Regions from separate parts of the Homo sapiens genome. Here regions 1, 2 and 3 are each linked to region 4. A link is a loop called in an ENCODE intact Hi-C map of the cell type or tissue named here. Cell type or tissue: heart right ventricle. All regions are shown on one strand. Links, peaks and the distances in the headings refer to the core of each region. The heading gives the core; the rest is flanking DNA. Region 1 has its middle 44 kb from the start of SLC25A33. Region 2 has its middle 55 kb from the start of LINC02606. Region 3 has its middle 27 kb from the start of LINC02606. Region 4 overlaps GPR157 (G protein-coupled receptor 157).

Region 1 (6,100 bases), core at 546-5,545, 380 kb before region 4:
CCTGGGAGGTAGAAGTTGCAGTGAGCTGAGATTGTGCCACTGCACTCCAGCCCGGGTAACAGAGCAAGACTGTCTCAAAACAACAACAACAACAAAAAACAAACAAAAAACCAAAATATACAAATAACTCAACAATAAGAAAATGAGCAACCTGATTTTAAAATGGAGCAAATGCCTGACCAACACCTCACCAAAGAAGATATGCAGAGGGCAAATAGGATATGAGAAGATGTTCGATATCATTTGTCATTAGAGAACTGCAAAGTAAAACAAAAAGGAAAGTACTGCATACCTATTAGAATGGCCGAAGTCGCTGGGCGCGGTGGCTCACGCCTGTAATCCCAGCACTTTGGGAGGCTGAGGCGTGTGGATCAGAACAGCCTGGCCAACATGGCGAAACCCCGTCTCTACTAAAAATACAAATATTAGCCAGGCATGGTGGCACACACCTGTAATCCCAGCTACTCGGGAGTCTGAGGCAGGAGAATTGCTTGAACTCGGGAGGCAGAGCTTGCAGTGAGCTGAGATTGTGCCACTGAACTCCAGCCTAGGTGACAGAGTGAGACTCCATCTCAAAAAAAAAAAAAAAAAAAAAAAAAAGAATAGCCAAAGTCCACAACACTGACAACACAAATGCCAGTGGGGATGTGGACCAACAGGAACCCTCATTCATTGCCGGTGGAAATGCAAAATGGCACAGCCACCTTGGAAGACAGTTTGGTAGTTTCTTACAAGACTAAACATACTCTTACTATACGATCCAGCTGATGAATTGAAAACTTACATCCACACAAAAAGCTGCACATGGATGTTTATGGCAGCTTTACTCCTAATTACCCAAACTTGGAAGTAACCAAGATGTCCTCCAGTAGGTGAACAGATAAATAATCTGTGGTCCCTGGGTGTGGTGGGTCACACCTGCAATTCCAGCACTTTGGGAGGCCGAGGCAGAAGGATCATTGGGCGCAAGAGTTTGAGACCAGCCTGGGCAACATAGGGACACCTTACAGATGTCAGGTGCTCAGTGGAGTTTTAGCTTAGGTCCAACTTGTGGTGGCTCCCGTGGATCCCTGAACCCATCCTGGGGTTATTTTCTGGTTCCAGGTTCGAAGTTGACATACTTAGCACCTGGCAGAATCCCCACACTGGTTCCCTACCTTGTGCGGTGAGGGCTGTTATGGTGGGAAAGGCCAAATGGAAACCATTAGCGTTGCCTCTGCCTGGGAAAATAGTACATCAAAAGCAACATTGCATCCCTGGGGTGGGGCTGCCGAGATTAGCACCACCATCAAGGACTTGGAGGAGGCGGGGGTGGTGACCCCCACCACATCCCCATTCAACTCTCCGATTTGGCCTGTGCAGAAGACAGATGGACTTTGGAAACTGATAGTGGATTATTGTAAACTTAACCAAGTGGCGACTCCAAAATTCACACATCTCTGGTCCCTGCTACTGCATGCAGCTGTTGATCTGACCAATGCCTTTCTCTTTATACCTGTCCATAAGGCCCAGCAGAAGCAGTTTGCATCCAGCTGGTAAGGCCGGCAATGCCCCTTGGCGGTCTGGGCTGATGGGTATATCAGCTCTCCAGCCCTATGTCACAGTTTAGTTCACAGTCATCTTGATCACCTTTCCCTTCCACAAATATCATGCTGGGGCTGGGCACGGTGGCTCACTCCTATAATCCTAGCACTTCAGGAGGCCGAGGCAGGAGGATCGCTTGAGCTCAGGAGTTTGCGATCAGCCTGGGCAACATAATGAGACATCATCTCTCTCTCTCTCTCTCTCTTTTTTTGAGATGGATTTTTTGCTCTTGTTGCCTAGGCTGGAGGGCAATGGTGCAATCTCGGCTCACTGCAACCTCCGCCTCCCAGGTTCAAGCAATTCTCCTGCTTCAGCCTCCTGAGTAGCTGGGATTACAGGCATGCGCCACCACACCCAGCTAATTTTTTGTATTTAGTAGAGACAGGGTTTCACTATGTTGGTCAGGCTGGTCTTGAACTCCTGACATCAAGTGATTCACCCGCCTTGGCATCCCAAAGTTCTGGGATTACAGGCATGAGCCACTGCGCCTGGGCCGACATCATCTCTATAAATTTTTTTTTTTTTAAATTAGCCAGGCATGATGGTGTGTGCCTGTGGTCCCAGCTACTTGGGTGGCTGAGGCAGGAGGATTGCTTCAGCCCAGGAGTTCAAGGTTGCAGTAAGCCATGATTGTGCCACTGAACTCCAGCCGGGGTGACGGAGTGAGACTCTGTTTCACAAACAAACAAAAAACACAAAGATCCCCAAAACGGTGGAACTTCAGACAGTGGAATATTACTTAGTGCTGAAAAGAAATGAGCTAGCAAGTCAAGAAAAGACAGAAGGAAGCTTGAGTGCGTATCACTAGTGAAAGAGGCCAGTCTGAAGAGCCTACATGCTGCATGATTCCAGCTATGTGACATTCTGCAAAAGACGACACTGTGGAGACAGTAAATAGTTCAGTGGTGGCCAGGGGTTGGGGGTGGTAGGGAGGGGTGAACAGGCAAAGAACACGGGATTTTTCGGGCAGTCTAACTATTCTTATGCCGCTACAATAGTAGATGCACGCCATAATGCATTTCACATTTGTCAAAGCCCGTAGAATGAACACTACCAGGAGTGAGCTCCGGTGTCAGCTCTGACTTTAGTGACAATGACGTGTCGACTGTAATGGAGGTACCACACTCTCCTGGGGGATTTTGGTTTCGGGGGAGGCTGTGTGCAGGGCGACTGAGAAGCAAGGGCGGGGGCAGTTGAGAGCCTGCCCCGGGCTTGCGTCCCGGCACCCTCACTATCCAGCTGGGGTAGTTGCCACCCCGCACCCGCAGTGCGGGTGAGGACCGAGGGGTAACAGTGCATGGCGCAGGGCGGGCGGCGCGGGGCGCATCCTCTTCCGAGGCCATCGCGGCCGCTTTCCCGCGCTTCCTGCCGGCGCTGCTGCGCCCCCTGGTGGCCGCACGAGGAGTGGCCGCTCTGGGGCGCTACTTGAGGCGGGGCTGCCCTCGCGTCCGCAGTGGCCACCCTTGCGGTGGGCACTGCGGTATGACCTACTAATCAAGGTCCCCAATGGTAGCCACGCTGAGTTTTCTCCCCGCCTGCTTTCTCGAGGGTCCTGAGCCACCATCCCCAGGACCAGATTGGGGGACCCTTGGTGGCCCCTCTGGAAGATGGTAGCCTAAAGCCCTTTACCCAGCCACTACCAACCTTACCCAGGACGAAGACCAAGCCCCTCCCCTCCCCGCTCTGCCCCTCCGGCTCTCCCAGGACACACCCCAAGCGGCGGAGAGAGGCAAACCTCCTCCCCCCGGAATGCCCACAGCAGCCCAGGGTAGCCCATCCACTCACTAAACCAGAGCTGCCAGGGTGGGGAATGCAGAGAGGCCCCCTCCCAGGACCCTCCCTCTATGAGCGAGAAGACCAGGGAAGGGCTCTGCCACCTGGTTTTTGAGGGAGGCTGAGTGTTAAGACACGCAGAGGTGATGCTAAAAGGAGAGGGTGCCAGGGTTTACCGGCCGCCTCCTTCTCTCCCAGCAACTCCAAATAAGAATTTTTATTTTTATTTAGAAAAAGTCGTACTTTGTTGCCCAAGCTGGCGTGCAGTGGCGTGATCTCAGCTCATTGCAACCTCTGCCTCCCGGATTCAAGCGATTCTGGTGCCTCAGCCTCCCCAGTACTTGAGATTACAGGCATGAGCCACCACACCCGGCTAATTTTTGTATTTTTAGTAGAGACGGGGTTTTGCCATGTTGCCCAGGCTGGTCTCAAACTCCTGAGCTCAGGCAATGTGCCTGCGTCGGCCTCCCAAAGTGCTGGGATTACAGGCGTGAGCTACCGCGCCTGGCTATCAAATAATAATTTCAAAAAATTAGCAAAGTATGTGTTTTAAGTTCTCAAGTTGATGGTTATAGTTTAATTCAGGAAGGAAGAAATTAGGAGAAAGCAATAATCTACAGGTGAAATAATGGATGAGCCATTAGGGAAAAATTCTAGAATTTCACTTTTAAAAACCCATTTGTGAGGATAAAGTATTTATTTATTTATTAAGATGGCGTCTCACTCTGTTGCCCAGGCTGGAATGCAGTGGTGCGATCTTGGCTCACTGCAACCTCCGCCTCCCAGGTTCAAGTGGTTCTCCTGCCTCAGCCTTCTGAGTAGCTGGCATTAAAGGCGTCCACCACCACACCTGGCTAATTTTTGTATTTTTAGTAAAGATGGAGTTTCACCATGTTGGTCAGGCTGGTCTCAAACTGCTGACCTCATGATGTGCCTGCTTTGGCCTCCCAAAGTGTTGGGATTACAGGCATGAGCCACTTCACCTGGTCGAGGATATTTATTAATAACTTCTTTTTTTTTTTTTTGATGGAGTCTTGCTCTGTGCAGTGGCATGATCTTGGCTCACTGCAACCTCTGCCTCCCGGGTTCAAGTGATTTCCAGCTAATTTTTGTATTTTTAGTACAGACAGGATTTCACCATGTTGGTCAGGCTGGTCTTGAACTCCTGACCTCAAGTGATCTGCCCACCTCGGCCTCCCAAACTGCTAGGATTACAGGCGTGAGCCGCCGCACCTGCCCAATAACATATTTTTGTATTATTTTCTGGTATTATTCTCCAATGGCTGATGACATCTTTCATGTAAATGGGCCCCTGGCCGTAGGCCAGCTAATAGCCACCCCTGTGTCCTCCTTTGAGGGAGCCCTGAAGTCCTCCTTTCTCCCCAGGTCTTCCTTGTTAGTAAGGCATGAATCCCAGGACATACTGAGTGTGACTGGATTCTGGAGGCAACTGGCCAACAGGTGAAGGTGAGCTGACCCGCAGCTGGGCGGTGGCCACAGCCACAGCAGGAAGAGCAGCCTGGGAACCATGATGGGAGTGAACTGAGAACTGGAAGAAATTGTGTGTCTGTGTTTGTGATTTTTTTTTTTTTTTGACATGGAGTTTTGCTCTGTCGCTCAGGCTGGAATGCAGTGGTGTGATCTCAGCTCACTGCAACTTCCGCCTTCTAGGTTCAAGCGATTCTCCTGCCTCAGCCTCCTGAGTTGCTGGGATTACAGGTGCGTGCCACTACGCCTGGCTAAATTTTGTATTTTTAGTAGAGATGGGATTTCACTATGTTGGCCAGGCTGGTCTTGAACTCCAGACCTAAAGTGATCCACCCGCCTCGGCTTCCCAAATATGTTTGTGATTTTAGTCTGGACCTGCACAGGCTGTGAAATCAGGGCATTTGAGCCATGTTTGTCTAAATTTCAAAGGGCTGTGTTGGCCCAAAGTGACATCTGAGTTGGTCACAATATACAATATTGAATTTTTTTTTTTTTTGAGACGGAGTTTTGCTCTTGTTGCCCAGGCTGGAGTGCAATGGTGCGATCTTGGCTCACTGCAACCTCTGCCTCCCGGGTTCAAGTGATTCTTCTGCCTCAGCCTCCAGAGTAGCTGGAATTACAGGTGTGCACCACCATGCCCGGCTAATTTTTGTATTTTTAGTAGAGACAGGGTTTCACCATGTTGGCCAGGCTGGTCTCGAACTCCTGACCTCCTGATCTGCCCTCCTCGGCCTCCCAAAGTGCTGAGATTATAGGTGTGAGCCTCTGCGCCCAGCCAATATTGAAGTTTAATGTCATTGATGTCCCCTTGGAAACCAGGGTGCCACCAGGAAACTGGCTCTGTGGCAGGTGATCAGGGCTGGAGGATGGCTGACTTTTTTTTTTTTTTTTTGAGACAGAGTCTTGCTCTGTTGCCCAGGCTGGAGTGCAGTGGCGCAATCTCGGCTCACTGCAAGCTCTGCCTCCCGGGTTCACGCCATTCTCCTGCCTCAGCCTCCTGAGTTGTTGGGACTACAGGCGCCCGCCAGTGCCTCAGGTACATTTTCTACTTAAAAAATGGTTTTTCTATAATAAAAGCGATAGAACCTCAGAGAGCTGGGGAAACTGGGACAGAAAGACGAATAAAGCCCTTATAGCTCCGACTACAGAATTCGCTGACTCAGTTCATTAACACATGACCCTGTTCATGAACACAACTGCAATCCTAGGCCATGTGCCAATCTAAATTATGTGTTAACATAGAAAAGCCAGTTTT
Region 2 (6,100 bases), core at 586-5,585, 370 kb before region 4:
GGATGCTTCTTATCGGGGGCCTTCCCTTTCTTTCGGGTCTTTCCGTATGGAATTCAATGATGACTTTGGAGGAAAGTTTGAGGAGAAAAGGCAATAAAAGTGATGGAGAGGTTGTAGGGCCTAATTATGGGGAGAGATGAAATGACAGCTTGGCTGTGGCACAGTCCTGGGGGAGACGTGGCCTCATGCTGGCTGATGTTAAGGGTCCAGATGGAAGGAGAAGTTGGGGAGAGTCTGGGAGGATGTGAGGAGGAGGAATGAAGTGCTGTTATGAAAAGGAAGTGATAGGCTGAGGTTCAAGAGGATTTCTGGGCCAAAAACCCATTGAGGAGAATAATGGTCTCCCAAGGGCCCTGGAAACACTCCATTGCTTGATATAGTCAACATTTTACAAGATCAAGTCTCAGGATCTGTTCTGTCGGGAGTGACCACCTCTTCCCCAACTTGGATGTTTCATCTCCAGGCTCTCTGCCTCTTTTACCCGTTTGTGTGGGTTTGCAGCCTCGGTCTTCTGGGCTGTGGACAGGGCTCTGGCCCTGAAACACAGGCTGGGAGGCGAGTTCAGTGAAGAGGACCAGCACGCCTGCCTTCTGCTCCTCCTAGGAGAGTCTCAAATAACAGATGGCGGAATAGCCAGAGAGCATCTTCATCCCGCCGGGGTCAAAGGAGGAAGGAGCAACCAGATGAGGTGGGAGGCTCTAGGAATACTAGGGGTAAGCAGTCAGTGGGCTTCTGGTCTCTGGTCCGAGCTGACACATATTTGAGCGGTTTCTCTTCTTCCTTTTTTTTTTCTGAGATGGAGTCTCACTCTGTCGCCCACGCTGGAGTGCAGTGGTGCGATCTCAACTCATTGCAACCTCTGCCTCCTGGGTTCAAGTGATTCTCCTGCCTCAGCCTCCTGAGTAGCTGGGATTACAGGCGCCCGCCACCATGCCCAGCTAATTTTTGTATTTTTGGTAGAGATGGGGTTTCACCATGTTGGCTAGGCTGGTTTTGAACTCCTGACCTCAGGTGATCCACCTGCCTTGGCCTCCCAATGTGCTGGGATTACAGGCGTGAACCACTGCGCCCGGCCCCATTTGACTGGTTTCTTTTGGGACAGTTTCTTTGACTTCTCTAATTCCTCTGTCCCATGGGGTCATGATGCCTCAACACTTCTGATTTGCCCTCATGTGTACCAGTTTCAGGCCAATGGCCTCCTTTATCTATTCAGCATTCGTAGTTGAAGCCAACCTTAAGAGTGGCTGAAAACATTCCAGATCATCTGGGGTTCATGGGAAAAGTTGGGGCTGGAGATATATGTCTGGGAGTTGTCACCACGTAGATGGCGTTAGAGCCCTGAGTTGGGGAGAGTTCACTTAGGATGTGAAGGTGGGTGGAGAAAACAAGACTCTGGCCTTGAGCTCTGCGCCAGCCAATCTTAGAGGCTGAGAGACTTGGAGGAGGAGGAAGAGGAAGAGGAGAAGGGAGTGGGATGGACAGAGGATCCCAACGAGCACTTACAGAGCATTTACCACGTTCCAAGCACTGGGAGAGGGAGCTGGAGGGCCCCACGCCTGGCCCTCCAGTAGCTTCCGGGCCATTGGAGGAGGCTGAGTAACAAACCGCCACCATCAGACTTGGCAACAAGTTCATTGAGGGGTTAGTTGCTGGGGCTTGGGCAGTAAAGAGAGGTGCATCAGAACCCTACAGGGTATCCAGAGAGGGCTCCCAGAGCCTGAGACACGGGAACTGAGTCTCAGAAAACAAGTGAGTGCTGGAAAGTGAGGGGCAAGGTGATCCCGAGAGCCCACAGGAGAGGCGCAAACTGAGAATTGCAGTTGTTAGATGGGGGTCCATGCAGAGGGGCAGGGGATCCCTGATTGGCAGAGCACTGGGAGCCTTCTGTTTGGGTTTGATCCCATGGGGCTGTGGCCACAAAATCAGGGGTTAGGGGTCAGCAAACTATAGCTTGCAGGCCAAATCCCTCCTGCTGCCTGTTTTTGTACAACTTGCAAGCAAAGGACGATTTTTACTTTTTTTTTGAGACAGGGTCTCACTCTGTTGCCAGGCTGGAGTGCAGTGGCGCGATCTTGATTCACTGCAACCTCTGCTTCTTGGGCTCCAGTGATCCTCCTGCCTCAGCCTCCTGAGTAGCTGGGACTATAGGCGCACACCACCATGCTGGGCTAAATTTTTGTATTTTTAGTAGAGATGGGGTTTTGCCATGTTGGCCAGGCTGGTCTTGAATTCTTGAGCTCAAGCAACCCTCTAGCCTCAGCCTCCCAAAGTGCTGGGATTACAGGTTAAGCCACTGCGCTCGGCCAAATTTATACTTTTCTTAATGGTTGGGAAAATAAATCAAAAGAAGAACAATAGTTCATGGCTGGGCGCAGTGGCTCCTGCCTGTAATCCCAGCACTTTGGGACGCCATGGCAGACAGATCACCTGAGGTCAGGAGTTTGATACCAGCCTGGCCAACATGGCAAAACCCCATCTCTACTAAAAATACAAAAATTAGCTGGGTGTGGTGGCACATGCCTGTAATCCCAGCTACTCGGGAGGCTGAGGCAGGAGAATCGCTTGAACCCAGGAGGCGGAGGTTGTAATGAGGCGAGATCACACCACTACAGCTTGGGCAACAGAGCAAGACTCCATCTCAAAAAAAAAAAAAAAAAAAAAAGAGGAGTAGTAGTTCATGACATCTGACAATGATATGAAAATCAAATTTCAGGCCAGGTTTGGTGGCTTACACCTGTAATCCCAGCATTTTGGAATGCCAAGGTGGGCAGATCACTTGAGGTCAGGAGTTCGAGACCAGCCTGGCCAACATGGTGAAAACTCGTCTCCACTAAAGATACAAAAATTAGCTGGACATGGTGGTGGGTGCTTGTAATTCCAGCTACGCAGGGGGCTGAGGCAGGAGAAAGAGAATTGTTTGAATCTGGGAGGCGGAGATCGCAGTGAGCTGAGATCATGCCACTGCTCTCTAGCCTGGATGACAGAGTGAGACTCTGTCTCAAAGAAAAGAAAAAAGAAAATCCAATTTCAGTGTCCATATATAAGGTTTGATTGGGACAAGGCTTCATCTGTTCAGAAGCTATAGGCAGTGTGTGCTCTCCAATGGCAGAGTGGAGGATTTGCACTGAGACTGGTGAACTGCAAAGCCTAAGCTTCTCACATCGAATCCTTTAGAGAAAAATTGTGGAGGCTTTGTGACATGGTATTTTAGACACCCAGTGGTATTTTAGACACCCAGTGGCAAACAGGACAGACAGAAATTGGGGCTCTTGTGGTTTCCATCCTGGAGGGGGATGCCTCTCTCCAGCATTGCCTCTTTCTGAGGGCAGAGACCACGTGGATGGGATCGGCTCCTGGTTCTAGGATTTCTCCTGTTCCTCTTCCCAGGAGTGGAGTCAGCTGTCACAGGGAGCCGGTGACCCTTAAGGCCAGGACCTGCCGGAGCCTCCCATGTCGCTGCTCGCTCTCCAGCCCTCTGGGAGAGGTGACGTGGGCCGTGTGGGGCCAGTGCAGGGCACCCTCTCTGGCATGGCGTTTATGACGTGGTTGTAACGGGCTCCAGGCCAGGAAAAAGATGTACCTGCTCCTACAAAAGCGAGCCCTTCTCATGAGTGCACTCTCTCTCCCTGGTGGAGTAGCAGTGGGAACATCTTTTACCCAGAGCTGAATGTTATTGTTTTGTTTTTCCTTCAGGGACGAACTGTTCACTCAAGGGCAGGCACCAAACCTTGTTTTCTGGGGAGGGGAGGCCACCTCCCATGGCTCCCCTGCAGGGACTCACATGGTCCTTGGAGCTCTCCCTTGAAGGCTGTGAACAAAGACAGAGCGGTCCAGCCCGGGAGTTCATAGCTCCCTTTGGAGCCCCTTGGCTCGGCCGGCCTCTGACTTCAGGGTTGCTTGGCTGAGCAGGGTGCTCCCAGTGTGCTCCTTGGTGTGAAGATATGCCTGTGTCACTTCCCGAGTGTCCCAGCAGCTGGCTCAGGCTTGGCCACCCTTGCTCAGCTGGAGAGCCCCTCCATCAGCAGAGGCAGCCTTGTCGGTGGCTAACAGCAGGGCCTGGAGCCTGAGTGCTGGGGTACAAATGTCGCTCTGCCACTTAGCAGCAGTGTGACCCGGGCAGGCTGCTTAACCTCTCTGTGCCCTTGTATCTATAAAATGTGGTAATACTAGTGCCTGCCTCGTAAAGCCTTTATGAGAATTAAGCGACTTAGCATCTGGAACATACTTAGAACAATGCCTGTGTGCAGGCCGAAGCAGACCTGTCTAGGACACTAACCCGCTGTGTTGACTTCTGATTATCACCAGTTCCAGGAACGCCTCTGAGATTTTTATTTTGTCTACTGCTCTTGCGTAAGAACATGTACTTTCGGTAAATCCTGCCTTTAGGTCAAAATAACCTTTTGAAAAAATATATTAAAAAAATATAAATAGAGACAGGGTCTCACTATATTGCCCAGGCTGGTCTTGAACTCCTAGTCTCAAATGATCTTCCCACCTCAGCCTCCCAAAGTGCTGGGATTACAGGTATGGGCCACCACACCCAGTCCCAGAACAACCTAGACCATAAGCCCTGCCCTTAGGCAGATTCACTTGGCATGCTTACCTTTCTCTACAATTGTCTTATATATTGCTTCCCTATTGGTGTATAAGCCCTGGGTCTGGGAGGGAATGGCGTAGGGATCCATCATCTTGCCTTGCAGCCGCCTGAAATGATGGCTTCTGTTCCTAAGTCCCTATTAAATTTCCCTTCCGAAGCTGGGTACGGTGGCTCATGCCTGTAATCCCAGCACTTTGGAAAGCCGAGGCAGGTAGATCATTTGAGGTCAGGAGTTTGGGACCAGCTTGGCCAACATGGTGAGACCCCATCTCTATTAAATATACAAAAATTAGCCAGGTGTGGTGGCAGGTGCCTGTAATCCCAGCTACTTGGAAGGCTGAGGCAAGAGAATCACTTGAACTCGGGAGGGGGAAGTTGCAGTGAGTTAAGATCGCGCCACTGCACTCCAGCATGGGTGACAGCGAGACTCTGTCTCGAAGACAGAGAAAAAAAGTTCCTTTCTGAGAAATGATATATCAGCCTCTTTGTTCCACCTCTCAGCTCCCTTGGACTTTGGGGGCAGGTTTGCACAGATTTGCACACTGCAAAACAATGGTGGCACAGAATGTTCCTACGCGTTTTTGTGACATAAATAAACAGAGGGAGGTCCTCAGAGGGACCCTGGCTCTCTCCTTCTCTCTGTTCCCAGAGCACTTTATGAATTTGCTCTTCTAGCACCTGGCCGTTTTGTTATAGGGTCCAGGGTGGGCACTGCCTGAAATATCTGTGCCCCGTCCATTACCTTGCAGAGCACCTGGCTCAGTGTAGGCTCTGGGTAAATGAATGAACGAATGAGACACCCCACCTTCCCCAAATTGGTAGAAAATGTTCCTGGAAAAATGAGTCCCTGTGAAGGAAACTTTGACCATAATTTCCAAAGGAATTTCAAAGCAGAGTCCATGTTTCCAGGGTTGACCAGCACGGCTGCTGGGTCTGGCTGGGAACTTGGAGGTTGGCCAAGTGAGCCCAAAGCGAGCGTGTGGCAGGGAGGGAAGAGCAGGTGCTTGTACGACAGGATGGTGAAGGAGGCTTCCAGAGGACGAAGCTTTGGGCCAGCCAGGACCTGCCCTGCTGAGCCCAGGAGAGAGGCCAGCACCTGCTGGCACTCAGCCAGTGGTGGTTTCCCCCAGGACAGTGTGGAAAGGGAGGCTTGTTCGTTCTTTTAGGCTAAGTCTTAGGAGAGACTAGGTTATTAGAATTTTAAGGGCTGGAGCTGAATGTGGTGGCTCACACCTGTAATCCTACCATTTTGGGAGGCCAAGGCGGGTGGATCACCTGAGGTCAGGAGTTCAAGAGCAGCCTGGCCAACATGGTGAAACTCCATCTCTACTAAAAATACAAAATTAGCCCGGTGTGGTGGCTGCTGCCTGTAATCCCAGCTACTTGGGAGGCTGAGGCAGGAGAATTACATGAAGCTGGGAGACAGAGGTTGCCGTGAGCCGAGATTGCACCACTGCACTACGGCCTAAGCGATAGAGAGAGATTCTGTCTCAAAAAAAAAAA
Region 3 (6,100 bases), core at 317-5,316, 350 kb before region 4:
AAAACATATGCCTAAACAAAATCGTTTCTGTGGTTATAAAAATAGTAGGGAAAAAAAGAAACAAAAGGAAATTTAAAAAATCATGTACACAAATATTCTTAGCAGCGTCATTCATAACAACAGCCAAAAAGTGGGCTGAGTGTGGTGGCTCATGCCTGTAAACCCAGCACTTTGGGAGGCCGAGGTGGGAGGATCACCTGAGGTCAGGAGTTTGAGACCAGCCTGGCCACCATGGCAAAACCTTGTCTCTACTAAAAATACAAAAATTAGCTGGGCGTGGTGGTGGGTGCCTGTAATTCCAGCTACTTGGGAGGCTGAGGCAGGAGAATTGCTTGAACCTGGAAGGTGAAGGTTGCAGTGAGCGGAGATCACACCACTGCACACCAACCTGGGCAATAGAGAGAGTCTATCTCAAAAAAAAAAAAAAAAAAAAAGCTGAAAAGTGGAAAAAACCCAAACGTCCATCAGTTGATGAATGGGTAATTAAAATGTTCTATGTCCATACAGTGGAAAATTATTCAGCCATGAAAAGGAAAGAAGCACTGGCATATGGTACAGTGTGGATGAGCCTGGAGAACATTATGGCAACTGAGAGAAGCCAGACACAAAAGACAGCATGTTCTCTGATTCCATTTATATAAAATGTCCAGGCCGGGCTCTGTGGCTCACGCCTGGAATCCCAGCACTTTGGGAGGCTGAGGTGGGAGGATTCCTTCAGCCCAGGTGTTTGAGACCAGCCTGGGCAATATACCGAAACCCTGTTTTTATAAAAAATGAACAAAATTAAGTGGGCATGGTGTCGCATACCTGTAGTCTCAGCTATTTAAGAGGCTGAGGTGGGAGGATCACTTGAGCCTCGGAGGTTGAGGCTTCAGGGAGCCAAGATAATGCCACTGCACTCCAACCCTCAGAGACAGAGTGAGACTCTGTCTCCATCAAAAAAAAAAAAAAAAAAAAAGTCCAGAATAGGCAAATTCATAGAGATAGAAAGTATGTTAGTGTTTGCAGTGAGCTGAGATCACACCACTGCACTCCAGCCTAGGGGACAGAGTGAGATTCCATTTCAAAAAAAAGCTGAGCACGGTGGCTCACACCTGTAATCCCAGCACTTTGGGAGGCTGAGGTGGGTGGATCACTTAAGTTCAGGAGTTCAAAAGTAGATTAGTGGTTTCCTAGGGCTGGTGAGTGTTGGGGTAGGATTGGGGAATGATGGTTACAGGTTGCAGGGGTTCTGTTCTGTTCTGTTTTGTTTTGTTTTGTTTTGTTTTGTTTTGTTTTGTGACGGGGTCTCACTTGGTCACCCAGGCTGGAGTGCAGCGGTGTGATCATGGCTCACTGCAGCCTCGACCTCCCAGGCTCAAGCAATCCTCCCACCTCAGCTTCTCCGGTAGCTGGGACTACAGCTACCTGCCACCATGTCCGGCTAATTTTTGTAGTTTTTTTTTTTCCAGTAGAGATGGGGTTTCACCATGTTGCCCAGGCTGGTCTTAAACTCCTGAGCTCAGCTGATCCTTCTGCCTTGGCCTACCAAAGTGCTGGCATTACAGGCATGAGCCACTGTGCCCGGTCGGTTGTAGGGTTTCTTTTGGAGGGCTAAAAATGTTCAAAAATGGGTTGTCCTGATGGTCGCACAGCTCTGTAAATATACTAAAGCACTGTGTGTTTAAAAGGGTCAATTGTAGGGCCTGTGAATTACTACTCAATAAAAAATTGTGTGCCACGGAAGTAAAACTAAAAAAAGTGGATAAGGGTGAGAGCGGTAGGCATTTTGGAGATGAGGAACGGAAGCATCGGTGGAGGAAGGAGTTGGGGACACAGCTTCAGTGCAGTCCCCCTCACCATGTCCCCGTTCAGAGGGCAGACCCTCCCCACCAACACTCCCACCAAGACTCTGAGTCTAAGAAAACTCTTATTTTCCTGATCCACCATGAGTACAGGATGCTTTCAAGTTTCATCACTGGTGTTCTTGTACTTCAAGAAAACAAAAAACAAAAAACCTCTCTAAAATGTGGTGCGTTGAAGCCAGGGAGTAAATGCAACCTGTAGATCTTCAGGGGGATTGATGACGTCATGATGGAATCTTCTGAATTTCTTTCTCAGGCTCCCCCCTGGGCCTTCCAAGACCTGACTCATGGACCTTCAAACCCTCTGCAGGGGCTGGGTGGGCCAGCAACCTCCAGGTGTGAGCGCCAGGGCACAGGGAGGTCATTCTTGCCCAATCCCCAATGGAGGCCGTGTCTCATCCCTCCAGGAAACTGCAGAAAGTTCGGAAGGACCCCCCCCCCACGCTGAACCACACATATGGCACAGACAGGAATTCCTTCTTGATTCCCAGTGGCTCCAGGTTCACGCCTAGAGTGCCCCTTATCAATGCTACAGAGCGATAGATGTGATTTATGGGAATCAAATCACCCAGCCTTGGATGAGAAGCTCAGTCTGAGACCTGGAATTATCAGGCAAGTAAGTCCGAGCTTGGAGAGATTTCTTGAAGCATTAGTGCCGTGTCCAGAACTCCCTACAACTTTCTTTAGGCCTTGAGTCGGGTCCTGGGAAGGACAGAACCCTCTTCTTTGGCCTTTCAAAATATTTCCACCAGACCCAGAGGAAAAGTCCTGGTGTTGGGTTGTCCCAAGACCATCTCTTTCACAAGCCTTAGAACTCATTTTTATTTTCCCTGACATTCTGGATAATGATGTTTGACAAGTACTTTTATTCCAGATGAGAGATGCTTGGGCCAACCTGGAGGCTGCCTGATGTCTGCTCAGTCTTAACCTGGAGACAGGTCCTGCTGCTGCAGCGATGGCTGGGTAGGATGGCGTTACGGCCTCTTTTCCCGGGGCAGCACCTGGGGCCAGGAGGCCTAAGCCCCGTTGGCCTTCCAGCTTTGGGTTGCTCTCAGCCCTTTGCCCGCCTGTGCATCTCCAGCTGGGATAAGCACCTCTCTCCTAATTTGGCTGGAATCTAAATGAGGTCTTCCAACATGCAACCACATCAGCTCCATGTTGCCCAAAGGGGCAGACTCCGTGCAAAGCTCTGAGCCTTAGGCTGTGCGCCGTGGGGTCTTTACAGCAGGGGGACACCCAGGCTGGGCTCCTGGGAGGGACTCAGCCCCACTCTCGCCAGAGGGCGCCACACTCCTCCTTTATCACCATCCTGGCCTCGCTTCCGAGTTTCAGAGGCTCAGGAGAGGGGTCGGGCAGCCCTTCCAGGGAGAATTCTCACAGCTGCACCACTCTGCAAACGACTCACAGGCGTTGCAGTTTCCTATCGGGTCGCTGAATGATTTTATGAGGGAAAAACAGCTGACCTGGCCATGGCTCTTCTTCCATAAAATAATCAATTTTTGTATTTAGCAACAGCAGGCCACAAACCGAGTTTCTTCCTTGGCTTCCATTCCAGTTTATGAGTCAAAAATAATTTTCCCCTTTTGCAAGTCCAACATCGATCCCACTTGGAAGCCGCGGTGGTCAAGAGATTCCTCAGAAATGAACCTGACAAAATGGAGCTGGTGACAGTTTTCCTTTCTCTAAAAAACTTCTACCGAAACAGACTCTATTAATCGCGGGTGCAGCTACTATTCCAAGAAACTGCGTGAAGACATTTTTTTCTTTCTCAGTAGCTGTTCATCACCGTGAAGGAGACGATGACGAGGTTCCCAACCCAAGCACTGGGCTACGCGCCTCTTCCACGCTGCACGAGACGAGGTTGGTCCAGGCACGGAATTTCCATGGCCCTAGCTCTCGCTGTGCATGGGGGTCATGAGTGAAAGCTGCTCAGAGCATTTTTTGAGGGAGCCCAGCCCAGGAACCCTGTGGGTTGAGTGGTGAAGCCAGAGATGGGGTTTCACCATGTTGGCCAGGCTGGTCTCAAACTCCTGACCTCAAGTGATCCACCTGCCTCGCCCTCCCAAAGCGCTGGGATTACAGGCATGAGCCACTGTGCCCAGCCCGGAATTCCATTTTAAAAGGCCAGAGGTTTAGGGGTTTTGGTTTGAAACGGCAAATGAATGCATATACTTAACCCTTCCTCTAAACTCCATCAAAATAACAGCAAAGAAATTTTTAAAAACTGTAATCCTACAACAGCAGAGATTAGCAGAGGAAGTTAATCAATTAAAATTTTTTTTTTTTTTTTTTTTTTTTGGAGACGGAGTCTTGCTCTGTTGACCAGGCTGGAGTACAGTGGCGCAATCTCAGCTCACTGCAACCTCCGCCTCCTGGGTTCAAGCAATTCTTGTGCCTCAGCAGAAAGGTAGGGAGCTTGATTCCCTGACCGGGTGACTAAGGGGTAGGGGGTTATGTCACAAAATATACGTGCCTATGAACGTGTGTGCACATGTTTGAGTGTGTGGTGTGAGTGCACATGTGCGCTCATGTGTGTTAAAGTCACACGGATGCAAATCAGGGTTGCCCTTCTCCTAGTGTCTGCCTGGAGGTGTGGGCGTCCACACGCATAGGCAGTCTCCTTTGTTGGCTCTTGCGCCTGCGTCTTTTGTAAATTTCCTGAAGGTGACCGGTCTCACTGCACCTCTCCCTGTAGATGATGCCACCAGGGACAGGGGGCTGGCCCTACTGTGCCCTCCCACCCATGCGCTCCAGGAAGCTATGGACGTCGGGCAGGGCAGCCCGGGAGGCCTCATAATCTAGGTGTTTTGGTTGCAGGAGTTCCCGGGCCACTCCTGGAACAGCCTGGGTCCCTGGACCTCAAAAGCAGCGCTTGCATCCTTGAGGGTCTCTAAGGCTCAGCTTGGCCCCTTTGTCCTCTGGGGATCCATGTTTTGGCCACCACTGCCCCGAATGGCACTGGCCTCTGTGCACACCATGCCCTTTGGCATGGTTTAAGCAAGTTTTTGTCCTTTGACATTTTTACAACAGAGATTTCATTTGGCGGTGGGAGTGGGGGAGGGCTGTGGGGAGGAGACGGAGTTGAAGGCAGAATAACTCATTCCTCATCCTAGTCCTTCCTCCTGGAGCCCTCTCTGTAAGCTGCGCTGCTCATTTTATAAAAGCAAGGAGAGCTTAGCTCTTCCCATGGGATTACTTAATCTCAGAATAGATGACGACCAGATGGCCTTTAACTGGATGGACTACATTTAGTCCTGCTACCTCTGTCCTGTTCCTTCTCATCTCACTGCACATCTGTGAACGTGTCCTCAGGCCTGGCGTGCCCTGCAGACCTGGGACCTCTCTCCCACGCACTCTCCCTCCTCCATCTCTGGGCTGTGTCCACCTCTGGCGGCACTTGGCATTGCTTTTTCGAAAGTTCATGTGAATAGTAACCTTTCCACGTCTCTGTGTGCTTGTTCTAGTGCATCTCTCTGGTGCCACCAAACTGCTCTGTGACTCTTTTGAGAATGTATGTGTGTGTGTGTGCATGTGTGTGCATATGTGCACATATGTGTATGTATGTGTGTGTGCCTATGTGTGCACTTGTGCGCATGTGTGCACGTGCATGTGTGTATGTGCACATAGGTGCATGCATGTGCGCATGCGTATGTGTGTATACGCACACATGTGTACGTACGTGTGTGCATGTGTGTGCACATATATGTATGTAGGTGTGCATGGATGTGCATACGTGCATGTGTGCACACTTGTGCATGTGTGTGCACGTGTATGTGTGTGCATATGTGCACATATGTACGCGTGTGTGTTTGCATGTGTGTGTGCATGCACACGTGCACGTGGCTGCTCCCTCTAGCCCAGCAGCATCCAGCTTTCTGCCTCCCAGCTTCCTCCACTAACCCCTGACCAAGCCAAATGGCTATATGACAAAGAACATACCAAGTTAGTGGGAAGAATAATCTGGATTACCTGGAAAGCCTTCGAAGCATGCCAAGAAGAAACAGAGAATTTGAACCAAACACCTGTTAAAAGAAAAACCTTAGACAAATTATATTTAATAGAGGTTAATTAAGCAAAGAACGGTTTGCGAATCGGGCAGCCCCTAGACCAGAGTAGGCTCAGAGAGACTCCAGCGTAGCCATGTGGTGGAGGAAGATTTATGGACATAAAAAGGAAAGTGATGTACAGAAAACAGAATTAGATACAGAAAGAGTCGGATTGGTTACAGCTGGGTGTTCACCTTATTTGAACCAGGT
Region 4 (6,100 bases), core at 520-5,519:
AGCACAGTTCTCCTGGCCTCATTCTGGCCTCAGATTCATGTTGAACTCTGATCTCACAGTTATCATAGTATCATTCCTGTTTACCTAAGGCTTTGCGCTCCAGGCACCTGACCTAGGACAGGGGTACTTGTGTCTTCTTCCCAGGACAGAAACCAGACGGGCCCCACGCAGCACCAGTGTCTGCACCACAGGCCTGAACCCTGGGACAGCAGGACGTGACTCACAACAGTCACGACAGCAGCAAACACTCACACACCTGCCTGGCCCTGTGCTCTGTACACACATGTATTTGTTCTCATAACGACCCGACAATGACACCCTGTAGTCACTGTCGTCATCCACACTTTGCAGAGAACCTGGCATGTTGAGGCTAAATAACTTGCCCAAGCAGGGGCAGAAGTGGGACTTGGATCCAGCCCGCTGCACTAAAATCCAAGCCCACTACACTAAAATCCAAGCTCTTAACTACCCCACTACCTGCCTCTCTCAGGAGCCACTATAGCCTTTGTGTGCTCCATTGCTATGTAAGGAACAGACTGGTTCAAGGACCACAGGGAAGGGGCCTACTCCTGGCTGTGTGGCTGGCTGTGGGAGAGCGCTCTAGAAAACTGAGCCTGGGCTGGACATGGTGGCTCAGGCCTATAATCCCAGCACTTTGGGAGGCTGAGGCAGGTGGATCACCTGAGGTCGGGAGTTCAAGACCAGGCTGGCCAACATGGTGAAACCCTGTCTCTACTAGAAATACAAAAATTAGCCGGGCGTGGTGGTGCACGCCTGTAATCTCAGCTACTTAGGAGGCTGAGGCAGGAGAATCGCTTGAACCCAGGAGGTGGAGGTTGCAATGAGCTGAGATTGTGCCACTGCACTCCAGCCTGGGTGACAGAGCGAGACTCCGTCTCAAAAAAAGAAAACTGAGCCCAACACTGCCCTTAGAGGGGCCCCTACCTGAGCTTTATGTTTTCAAAGGTCCCCGTTGACCCTTGCCAGGTTCTGTTCCCCGCCATTGTGTAAGAAGTCCTCAAGGCCAAAGGGACACACTGCCCAAAGCCCACGTTCCCCCTCCTAGAGCCTGCCGAAGGTAAGCAGAACCCTGGAATTCCCTGCCCAGGCAACCCTAAGCCCCCAGTGTGTGCACTCCTAGACCCAAGGGCTGACCAGGGGGCGCTGATTGTTTGTGGCACATTTGCACGAGCATGGACAGGTGTTCGCACGCTGGTGCCCAAGGCTTCCTGGAACAGAAACCAGACAGGCCTCACGCAGTACCACTGTCTGCACCACAGGCCTGAAACCTGGGACAGCAGGACGTGACTCACAACAGTCACGACAGCAGCAAACACACACCTGCCTGGCCCTGTGCTCTGTACACACATGTATACAAAACTCTTCTTTTTTCTTTTTTTGAGATGGAGTCTCACTCTGTCACCCAGGCGGGAACGCAATGGCACAATCTCAGCTCACTGCAACCTCCACCTCCTGGGTTCAAATGATTCTCCTGCCTCAGCCTCCCAAGTAGCTGAGATTACAGGTGTGCACCACCACGCCCAGCTAATTTTTGTATTTCTGGTAGAGACAGGGTTTCACCATGTTGGCCAGCCTGGTCTCGAACTCTGTACACACATGTATGCAAAAGGAGCTGGGCACACGCTGGGAGCTGGCTGTCCCACGTCACTCCATTCTAATGCCAGTCCCCGAAGAATTCTAAAGTAGAGCCAGGCTCCCAGGGCAACACCTACCCCTTCTTATTTTCCAGGGCCACTGTGCCATCCAGGCTCTGGAGAGCATCCCCTTTCTGAAGGGCGTCCTCCGTCATTTTTGCGAAGGCTGACATTGCCGGGAGCCATGGCCTGACCCCGATGCCTCTTTCTCTCCTCCTTCCTCAGCTGGGGGGTCCCGTTGGTCATCACTGTGGCAGCCGTCGCCCTGAAGAAGATTGGCTATGACGCCTCGGACGTGTCTGTGGGCTGGTGCTGGATCGACCTGGAGGCCAAGGACCATGTCCTGTGGATGCTGCTGACGGGGAAGCTGTGGGAGATGCTGGCATATGTGCTGCTGCCTCTGCTGTACCTCCTGGTCCGGAAGCACATCAACAGAGCGGTAGGCGCTGCCCTTAGAGCTCAGGGCCCTCTGCATGGCCGCTGTGCCCAGGTGCAAGGCCTGGCATTGAGTTTGGCCCCCCGAGGGGACAGGTTGCGTCTCTGGGGACAGAACCAGTGATGGGCCAGAGGGGACCAGGCACTTACTGTGCACCAGACACCATGCAACACGCTGTGTTACACGGATCGTGCATTGGTTCCCACTGCCCCGTTAGGAGCCGGGTCCTGTTACTCCTTTGTAGATAAGGAAACGAGGCTTAGCCGATTAAGGGCCTGTGGGGGCACAGGGCTGCTGCAGACAGGGCTGCTGTGTCCTTGGTCATGGCCCTCTCCTGCCCCCTGGTGGACGGCCTGTGGTGGCTGCTTAAACTTGAGGAATTTAGCTAAAAGGTGAGGACAGACCCAAGGCCGGGCTGCCCCAGGGGAAGGGAAGACTGTGGAATTTCACAATCAGTGACGCAAATAACTCACCTAACTTTTCCTAGTGATTTATTATATCCTAAATGGCAGGGGTTTCCAGAATTCAGAAATGAGTAGGCTGGGCTGGCTGGAGAGCCTACGAAAGAATGGCTTTCCTCTGACACCTTGGCCCAGTTCCTCCTTGTTCCTGCCTCCCAGTCTGCACATGTGGAACTAGGGGCTTCCTCCTGGCCACAAGCAAACGCCTGCAAAAGGCCACAGATTAACCCATTCTTTGATCCACTCGGTCACTCATTCTGTATGTTATTTTAGTTTTATTTATTTATTTATTTTTGAGACAGGGTCTTGCTCTGTCGCCCAGGTTGGAGTGCAGTGGCACAATCTCGGCTCACTGCAACCTCTGCCTCCCAGGTTCAAGTGGTTCTCCTACCTCAGTCTCCCGAGTAGCTGGGATTATAGGCACGTGCCGCCACGCCCAGCTAATTTTTGTTCTTTTAGTAGAGGCAGGGTTTCACCATGTTGGCCAGGCTGGTCTGGAACTCTTGACCTCAAGTGATCCGCCCACCTCGGACTCCCAAAATGCTGGGATTACAGGCGTGAGCCACCGCGCCCGGCCTCATTCAGTATGTTTTTACCGAGCATCTCCTAGCACCAGAGTGCTGTATAGCATGGGAGTTCATCTTGAGGACTCAGACATGGATCCTGCCCTCCTGGAGAGAGGCAGAAGTGCAAGTAACTACAGGCAAAGATTCAATGTGAGGAGTGGCTGGGGCAGTAAGATAGGTCCAGAGGAAATGCTCTGAATTTAGACTTCCGGGCTCATCCTGCAGGCTTGCTGGAGTGAGTCCCTGTGTTTCTATTTGCCCTCTGAGTTTTCAGGGCTGAAATTGTAGGAGGGTGTGTACCCATCTTGTAGGCCATTCTGTCTACCCAGCAGCCATTTCTGAGTCAGGAGGCACCTTGCAGCTGTGGCCATCTGGACACCTAATCCCCACCCTCCACTCCCGTTGTGTCTTCTCGCGTCAAGACCTTTAGTTTTCTCTTTTCTTTTTGCTTGGAAATGTAACCAGTTCTCACCCGCCCTAGACCCCACTTCTGCCTCAGGTGGAGTCCTTGCTGGAGATGGCTGTGGGACTTCCCATTGGTCTGAAATCTTCTTTTTGGACTGGGTGCAGTAGCTCATGCCCATAATCCCAGCAGTTTGGGGGGCCGAGGTGGGTGGATCACTTGAGGTCAGGAGTTCCAGACCAGTGTGGCCAACACAGTGAAACCCTGTCTCTACCAAAAATAACAAAAATTAGCTGGATGTGGTGGCACACACCTGTAGTCCCAGCTACTCGGGAGACTGAAGCAGGAGAATCACTTGAACCCAAGAGATGGAGGTTGCGGTGAGCCAAGATTACGCCACTGCATTCCAGCCTGGGCGACAGAGCAAGACTGCACCTCAAAAAAAATAAATAAAAATTAAAATTAAGGCTGGGCATGGTGACTCATGCCTGTAATCCCAGCACTTTGGGAGGCCGAGGCAGGTAGATCACCTGAGGTCAGGAGTTCAAGACCAGCCTGGCCAACATGGTGAAACCCCGTTTCTAATAAAAATACAAAAATTAGCTGGGCGTGGTGGCAGGTGCCTAGAATCCCAGCTACTGAGGAGGCTGAGGCAGGAGAATCACTTGAACCCAGGAGGCAGAGGTTGCAGTGAGCCGAGATTGCACCATTGTACTCTAGCCTGGGCCACAGAGCAAGACTCCATCTCAAAAAAAAAAAAAAAAAAAAATTAGGGCCGGGTGCGGTGGCTCACGCCTGTAATCCCAGAACTTTGGGAGGCCGAGGTGTGCAGATCACGAGGTCGGGAGATCGAGACCAACACGGTGAAACTCTGTCTCTATGAAAAATACAAAAAATTAGCTGAGCGTGGTGGTGGGCACCTGTAGTCCCAGCTACTCAGGAGGCTGAGGTAGGAGAATGGTGTGAACCCGGGAGGCGGAGCTTGCAGTGAGCTGAGATCGCGCCACTGCACTCCAGCCTGGGTGACAGAGAGACTCCTTCTCAAAAAAAAAATTAGCTGGTGTGCTGGTGCATGTCTATAGTCCCAGCTACTTGAGAGGCTGAGACAGTGAGGCAGGAGGATCACTTGAGCCTGGGAGTTCACTGTATTCCAGCCTGGGTGACAGAGTGAGACCCTGTCTCAAAAAAAAGAAAAAATGAAATGATCTTTTGTCTTCTTCTAGACTTTTATTAGTAGTTGGTCTCCTGCCCAGGTGATGGATGCCCTTCTCACCTCCTCTTCTTTTCCACTGCCCTGGAAAGTTTCCGGGACCCCTGATGAAGTATCCCAGGCACTCCGCCAGGCCCTGCCCAGGACTCTCCTCTACAGATGCCCTTTGTGTGTCTTTCTTTCTGCCTTTCCTTTGGCAGGGCAGGAAGCCTGCGGGGCTGAGGCTGACCCTTACGGGTGACAATGGGTCCTCTTTTCCAAATCAGCAAGTGTTTCAGAAAAACGGGATCGAAGTGGGCAGGGAGCTGAGAATGTGCTAGTTGCCTCTAGCTAGGAATGAGCCAAGAATCGGTGAGCTGGAGGAGGAGGAGGAGGAGGAGGGCGGCTCTGAGCAGGTTAGTTGCAGAAGATTGGGGGCTGAGAGATACCACGATGCAGCAGTGACTCCACAAGACACCAGGTGCTGGCAGAATACCTTGGGCGTCTCCCCTCCCCTGGGCCGTCAGCATCCCAGGCACAGGACTGGCTCAAAAATGCATTTTTTGTTTTAGAGGCAGCGTCTCACTGTGTTGCCCAGGCTGGAGTGCAGTGGCTCAATCTTGGCTCACTGCAACTTCCACCTCTGGCTCACTGCAACTTCCACCTCAGTCTCCTGAGTAGCTGGGACTACAGGTGTGTGCCACCACACCTGGCTAATTTTGTTTTTGTTTTTAAGGCAGAGTCTTGCTCTGTTGCCCAGGTTGGAGTATAATGGCAAATCTGAGCTCACTGTAACCTCTGCCTCCCGGGTTCAAGCAATTCTCATGCCTCAGCCTCCCAAGTAGCTGGAACCACAGGTGTGCGCCACCATGCCTCGATAATTTTTTTGTATTTTTAGTAGAGACAGGTTTCACCATTTTGGCCAGCCTGGTCTTGAACTCCTGGCCTCAAGTGATCCAGACCATCTTAGCCTCTCAAAGTGCTGGGATTACAGGCATGAGCCACTGTGCCCGCGCCTAGCCTAATTTTGTATTTTTAGTAGAGTCGGGGTTTCACCATGTTGGCCAGGCTGGTTTTGAACACCTGGCCTCAAGTAATCTGCCCGCCTCAGCCTCCCAAAGTGCTGGGACTACAGGCATGAGCCACTGCTCCTGGCCAATGCCCAGCTAATTTTTAAATTTTTTGTAGAGACAGTGTCTCACTCTGTTGCCCAGGTTACTCTCAAATTTCTGGGCTCAAGCGATCCTCCTGCCTTGACCTCCCAAAGTGCTGCAATTTCAGGCATGAGCCACCACTCCTGGCCAAAAAAAATCACGTGTTCATCATGAGCAGTTTCATCTATTTTTACAAATTCAGCTTTGATCTGGAAGGAATCTCCTCCTTCCTCTCA

What was found. Peaks named below come from ENCODE experiments on the same cell type or tissue, not always from the same donor. Only the 100,000 strongest peaks of a DNase experiment are listed, where the experiment ranks them.
Region 1: a loop joins it to region 4, with 4 times the contacts of the local background. A loop is called at or near these places in 39 of 110 quality-filtered maps.
Region 2: a loop joins it to region 4, with 2.8 times the contacts of the local background. A loop is called at or near these places in 40 of 110 quality-filtered maps.
Region 3: a loop joins it to region 4, with 3.0 times the contacts of the local background. A loop is called at or near these places in 6 of 110 quality-filtered maps.

The regions. Positions count from the first base shown.
Region 1 is chr1:9,492,285-9,498,384 of GRCh38, reverse strand. No RefSeq gene overlaps it. Among named protein-coding and RNA genes, the nearest start is that of SLC25A33, 44 kb to the left of the region's middle. In heart right ventricle, for the core only: a CTCF peak has its summit at 2,980 (motif pointing left); DNase peaks (open chromatin) are centred at 2,949 and 3,240; H3K4me3 peaks cover 680 bases.
Region 2 is chr1:9,480,768-9,486,867 of GRCh38, reverse strand. No RefSeq gene overlaps it. Among named protein-coding and RNA genes, the nearest start is that of LINC02606, 55 kb to the right of the region's middle. RefSeq lists a silencer at 3,832-4,032. In heart right ventricle, for the core only: no CTCF peak of the experiment used is centred there; a DNase peak (open chromatin) is centred at 3,523; H3K27me3 peaks cover 58 bases.
Region 3 is chr1:9,452,985-9,459,084 of GRCh38, reverse strand. No RefSeq gene overlaps it. Among named protein-coding and RNA genes, the nearest start is that of LINC02606, 27 kb to the right of the region's middle. In heart right ventricle, for the core only: CTCF peaks have their summits at 2,913 and 3,116 (motif pointing right); a DNase peak (open chromatin) is centred at 3,124.
Region 4 is chr1:9,107,270-9,113,369 of GRCh38, reverse strand. It overlaps GPR157 (G protein-coupled receptor 157), which reads left to right. Exons shown (of 4, transcript NM_024980.5): 2 at 1,881-2,094. Among named protein-coding and RNA genes, the nearest start is that of GPR157, 19 kb to the left of the region's middle. RefSeq lists an enhancer at 2,632-2,681. In heart right ventricle, for the core only: CTCF peaks have their summits at 2,240 and 2,443 (motif pointing left); a DNase peak (open chromatin) is centred at 2,429; H3K27ac peaks cover 1,620 bases.